Regions from separate parts of the Homo sapiens genome. Here region 1 is linked to region 2. Evidence: chromatin loops called from intact Hi-C (ENCODE). Cell type or tissue: PC-9. All regions are shown on one strand. Each heading gives the region's core, and the rest is flanking DNA. Links, peaks and the distances in the headings are about the cores only.

Region 1 (2,805 bases), core at 114-2,613, 130 kb after region 2:
CTAGCACATAACAGGCACCCAATATATACTGAACGAACTAAGGAATGAATGAAGGAATGAATGAATAGGTGGCTTATAGGAAACCCCTGGGGCCAGGGACTCTGCAACATCACCATGTAACTTTTTCTTTGTGCTGAGAAGCAGAGAGAAACAATAGAAGATATCTCTTAATCTCTCAAGGATGCTACTCCCAGGACTGCTTGCAATTTCCGAGGAGATAAGCCACAAGTTACAGAAAGGAAGCAGCTGTGTAGGGCCTGCAAGTTTCCTGCTGCAAGTCACCCTATGTTCAGAAGTTACCCTGGCTGGGCCAGGCATGGTGGCTCACGCCTGTAATCCCAGCACTCTGGGGAGGCTGAGGCAGGTGGATTGCTTGAGTCCAGGAGTTTGAGACCAGCCTGGGCAACATGGAGAAACCCCATCTATACAAAAAATTAGCTGGGTGTGGTGGCATGAGCCTGTAGTCCCAGCTACTTGGGAGGCTGAGGTGGAAGAATCACCTGAGCCCAGGGGGTCAAGGCTGTAGTAAGCCAAGATCACGCCACTGCACTCCAGCCTGGGCAACCAGAGTGAGACCCTGTCTCGAAAAAAAAAAAAAAAAAAAGAAGGAAGGAAGGAGAAAGAGAAAGAGAGAAAAGAAAAAAAAGAAAAAGTTACTCTGACTTTCTACACTGCTTTTAATGAATAGAAATTTATCTTTCCCCTCAGTGTTCTGGAAGAGTTTACAAATATGATTGAGGGGCTGGGCACCGTGGCTCACGCCTGTAATCCCAACACTTTCGGAGGCTAAGGCAGGCAGATCACCTGAGGTCAGGAGTTCGAGACCAGCCTGGCCAACATGGTGAAACCCCGTTTCTACTAAAAATAAAAAATTAGCTGGGTGTAGTGGCGCACACCTGTAATCCCAGCTAATTGGGAGGCTGAAACACAAGAATTACTTGAACCCAGGAGGCGGAGGTTGCAGTGAGCCACAGTCGTCCCACTGCACTCCAGTCGCTGCACTCTCGCCAAAAACAAAAACAAATAAATATGATTGAGTATTACCATAGGCTCTGGTTCCTGCCCTGAGGGAAGGTGAGTTAAAAAGCAGTCAGAGGCCGGGCATGGTGACTCACGCCTGTAATCCCAGCACTTTGGGAGGCTAAGGCAGGAGGATAGCCTGAGGTCAGGAGTTTCAGACCAGCCTGGCCAACATGGTGAAACCCTGTCTCTCCTAAAAATACAAAATTGGCCGGATGTGGTGGTGCACACCTGTAATCCCAGCTACTCAGAGCCTGAGGCAGGAAAATTGCTTGAACCCAGGAAGTGGAGGTTGGAGGTGGAGGTTGCAGTTAGATGAGATCGTGCCATTGCACTTCAGCCTGGGCTAAAAGAGTCTCAAAAAAAAAAAAGCAGTCAAAGCAGTAAGAGGTCTAATGTGCTTCAAAACTGTAGTTTCAGCACTTTGGGAATCCAAAGTGGGAGGACTGCTGGAGCCCAGGAGTTTGGGACCAGCCTGTGTAACATAGCAAGACCCTGTCTCTACAAAAAATAAATTTAAAAAGAGCCAGTGGTGGCCGGGCGCGGTGGCTCATGCCTGTAATCCCAGTACTTTGGGAGGCCGAGGCGGGCGGATCACGAGGTCAGGAGATCGAGACCATCCTGGCTAACACGGTGAAACCCATCTCTACTAAAAATACAAAAAATTAGCCGGGCATAGTGGCAGGTGCCTGTAGTCCCAGCTACTCGGGAGGCTGAGGCAGGAGAATGGCATAAACCTGGGAGGCAGAGCATGCAGTGAGCCAAGATAGCGCCACTGCACTCCAGCCTGGGTGACAGAGCGAGACGCCGCCTCAAAAAAAAAAAAAAAAAGGCCAGTGGTATGTGCTTGTCGTCCTAGCTACTTGTGAGGCTGAGGCGGGAGGATCAGTAGCTCAGAAGGAACTCCAGAACTGAGTTCTGAACAAGTGAAGCTTCAGATGCAGTGATGCGATCATGGCTCACTGCAACCTCCACCTCGACCTCCTGGGCTCAATTGATCCTCCCGCCTCAGCCTCCCAGGTAGCCGAGACTAGAGGAGCGTGCCACCATGCCTGGCTAATTTTTTGTACTTTTCATAGAGATAGGGTTTTGCCATGTTGCCCAGGGTGGTCTCTGATTCCTGGGCTCAAGCAATTCTCCTGCTTCAATCTGCCAAAATGCTGGGATTACAGGTGTGAGCATCATGCCAGGCCTTGGGAACTTTTGGGGAAATGGAAATATTCTAGATGTTGATCTGGATGCTGGTGTCACACCCATTTACTTGGATAAAAATGAATCAAGTCCTCACGCCTGTAATCCCAGCACTTTGGGGGTGGAGGCGGGTGGATCACCTGAGGTCAGGAGTTTGAGACCAGCCTGGCTAACATGGTGAAACCCTGTCTCTACTAAAAAAAAAAAAAAAAAAAACCCACAAAAATTAGCCGGGCATGGTGGTGGGTGCCTGTAATCCCAGCTACTCGAGACGCTGTGGTAGGAGAATCCTTTGAACCCAGGAGGCAGAGGTTGCAGTGAGCTGAGATCACGCCACTGCACTCCAGCCTGGCGACAGAGCAAGACTCCATCTCAAAAAAAAAAAAAAAAAAAAAAAAAGGGAGAGCCGGGTGCGGTGGCTCACGCCTGTAATCCCAGCACTTTGTGAGGCCAAGGCAGGTGGATCACAAGGTCAGGAGATCGAGACCATCCTGGCCAACATGGTGAAACCCCGTCTCTACTAAAAATACAAAAATTAGCTGGGTGTGGTGGAGCATGCCTGTAATCCCAGCTACTCAGGAGGCTGGGGCAGGA
Region 2 (2,805 bases), core at 285-2,784:
AAGCAACACAGAAAACAATAAATATTGGTGAGGATGCGAAGTTGAAATTCTTGTGTATTGCTGGTGGGAATATAAAATGGTTCCGTCACTGTGGAAAACAATTGGGTCATTCCTCAAAAAGTCAACATAGGATTACCATATGATCCAGCAATTCCACTCCTAGGTATATACCCAAAAGTACTGAAAACAGGGACTCTAACAGAGTACACCAATGTTCACGGCAGCACTATTCCACTAAAAGGTGGAAACAGGTCAAGTGTCCATCAGTGAATGGATGTGGATAAACAAACTGTGGTATGTACATACAATGGAATATCAATCGGCCATAAGGAGGAATGAATTCTAACATATGTGAACCTTGAAAACATTATGCTCAGTGAAACCAGCCAGACACAAAAGGGCAAATATTGTAGGGTTCCAATTACATGAAATATCTAGACTACGTATATTCAGAGACTGAAAGTAGAATAGGATAGAGGTAACCAGGGGCTGCAGGGAGGGGGAGCTAATGTTTAATGATTGCTGAGTCTCTCAGATAATGAAAAAGTTCTGGAAATAGTGGTGATGGTTACACAATATTGCAAATGTACCTAATGTCATGGGGTGTACACTTAAAGACAGTTAAAACAGTAAATTTTACATTATGTATATTTCACCACATACACACCCATGTTGCCAACTTTGCAATCCTCCCTGGTCCTAAATGCTGACTTGGCCAAGTGAACGAGGAGGCTGGAAGTGGGGACAGGAAACTCATGACCTCCCAGCTCCCAGCCCATCCGCCTCAGGGGCTGGGCTCAGCAGATTCCAATGACTACCAGGGGTCACACCTGGGAAGGGGGTGAGCCGAGGCCCAGGGCCAGTCAGGCTGACCAGGTGGGACTTAGCCTGCTGCAGAAGGCAGAAGGTGCCCCAGCAGGGGGCACAGTACAGGGCGGGATTGGGACAGGAAGGACACCGCTCCCCAGGGGACCCAGCCCTCTCGCAGGCTGCTGGAGTGGACTGATCTGGCCATTTATGGAGGCCCAAGGGCTCATCTCCAGTTCTCTAGGAAGCCCTAGGCCTCCTCCTCTTCTGGGAAGATGCACCCCCAGCCTCCACACCAGGTTCTTGGCCACTGGAGAATGATATAGCTGGGGCCCTGGGACCTGGACACCTCACCGTGAAGAAAAGCAGCCTGCTGGGCACACTGGGGGTCAGATGTGTCCCTGGCCACAGGGGATGTCAGGGTCAGCTCTGCTATGGCCAGGGCAGCTATCTTGTCCCAGCTCCCCTGTTCCTCCCATTTGGGGTCCTGAAAAGGGCAATCGTGAACCTGATGGAAGAATGGTGGGGTTCTGGACACAGCGACCCTGGAACAGGGCGCGGGGGAGGACCCTTTCCAGGACCACTCCCATCACATAATGTAGAGGCCACCTATGCTTAGCCCGGCCCTAACCCCAAAGGGGTCAGCCCCACCGGAATCCAGCCTATTGGCTCAGCCTGTCACCACAAAGGCCAGCTTCAGCCCAGATAACTGTTCTGGAAACAGAAAGAGCAGGGACCGCTCAGAAAGGAGATCTCTGTCCCTGTTTGAAAGCCTGGAGTTGAGGGGACAGTGCCCCGCCCCCCGCCCCCCGCAACTTGGGTTGCAGCTGTGGCCTAGTGAGCACGCAGCGCCCCCTGGTGGTCGAGGGGGAATTGCGGGTCCCGGGAAAGGGGGCGGTGTGCCAGCAACAGGGAGCAGGCAGCTCTGCAGCCCTGAACCATCCCTCCCTTGGGTGACTCTTTTGGAAATCATTGTTCCCCAGACAGGAGGTTCCTGAGGTTCATACTTGGGTCTCCAAGTCTTGGGTGCTCTGAAGACAGGATTTTAAATCCCCACTCCTACTATTGGTATGTGTTGCATCAGGGTGGCTTGAGCTGGCCTGGTACACAGTGGGCACTCACGTTTGCTGCCTGTTTGAGACCAAGTGCCTCAGGAGGTCTTGGAGGGTTGGCTGGGGCCCCAAGTCCCTGACCTCTGATTCCAGAGGCCAAGTTTAGCTGGGGAAGAAAGGGCAGAGGCAGTTTCCCTATGGACAGCTAGGCCCGGGTGTAGGATTCAGTTTCTGTTTCCTGACACCAAGGCTTCTCCCCAACTTCCCCATTGGGCTAGAGAAGGAAGAACACAGGGTGACATGGCCAGCTGGAGGTTACTGGCCCACAGATAGGGAGTCAGGGTACGGATGGGCAATTCCTGGAGCAGATTATGGTCAAAATAGTGGAAATCCCCAATCACAGGCCAAATGTTTAATTCTCAGAGCCATAGAATCCATAACTAATGCTTATTGGCTTTGACATGGGCAGTAGAAATTTCACACTTCATTCCTTAATCTGGCTCTAAATGCTTCTGGCTGGAGTGCTCACTCTCCAAACTGTGCTGGACAGCACCAGAAGCCCTCCTGTGGACGGACGAAGTGGTGATGGATGAAGTGGAATTGTGCTGGGGTTAGAGTAAGGAGAGATTATCGTTGGGCTGGGCTGGGGCTGAGGTCAGGGTGATGATCAGGTTGGAATTCTGGAAGCAAATTAAGGCTGGGATTGGGGTGGACATTGAGGTTGAGTGATGGGTGGGGGTAAGGGTGAAGGTTGGAGTTGGGTGCAGGTGATGGTTAAGATACGGTGGAGGCTGGGTTGAGATGAGGATGATAGAGTCGGAGTTGTGGTTAGGGTTGGGATGATGGATGGTTGGGATTAGATGAGATGAGTAAATGGTTAGGGTTGGGGTGCAAGTGAGGTGAGGGTGAGATAAGGTTGGAATAGGGGCTGGGGCTGGGGCTGAGG

What was found. Hi-C counts contacts between places; a loop is a spot of excess contacts. Peaks named below come from ENCODE experiments on the same cell type or tissue, not always from the same donor. Only the 100,000 strongest peaks of a DNase experiment are listed, where the experiment ranks them.
Region 1: a loop joins it to region 2, with 2.0 times the contacts of the local background. A loop is called at or near these places in 8 of 110 quality-filtered maps.

What each region holds. Positions count from the first base shown.
Region 1 is chr20:3,839,299-3,842,103 of GRCh38, forward strand. No RefSeq gene overlaps it. Among named protein-coding and RNA genes, the nearest start is that of MAVS, 6.1 kb to the right of the region's middle. In PC-9, for the core only: no CTCF peak of the experiment used is centred there; a DNase peak (open chromatin) is centred at 1,123; H3K27ac peaks cover 1,028 bases.
Region 2 is chr20:3,709,411-3,712,215 of GRCh38, forward strand. The region is part of intron 1 of SIGLEC1 (sialic acid binding Ig like lectin 1); the gene reads right to left. Among named protein-coding and RNA genes, the nearest start is that of SIGLEC1, 1.8 kb to the right of the region's middle. In PC-9, for the core only: CTCF peaks have their summits at 1,645 (motif pointing left) and 1,848; no DNase peak of the experiment used is centred there.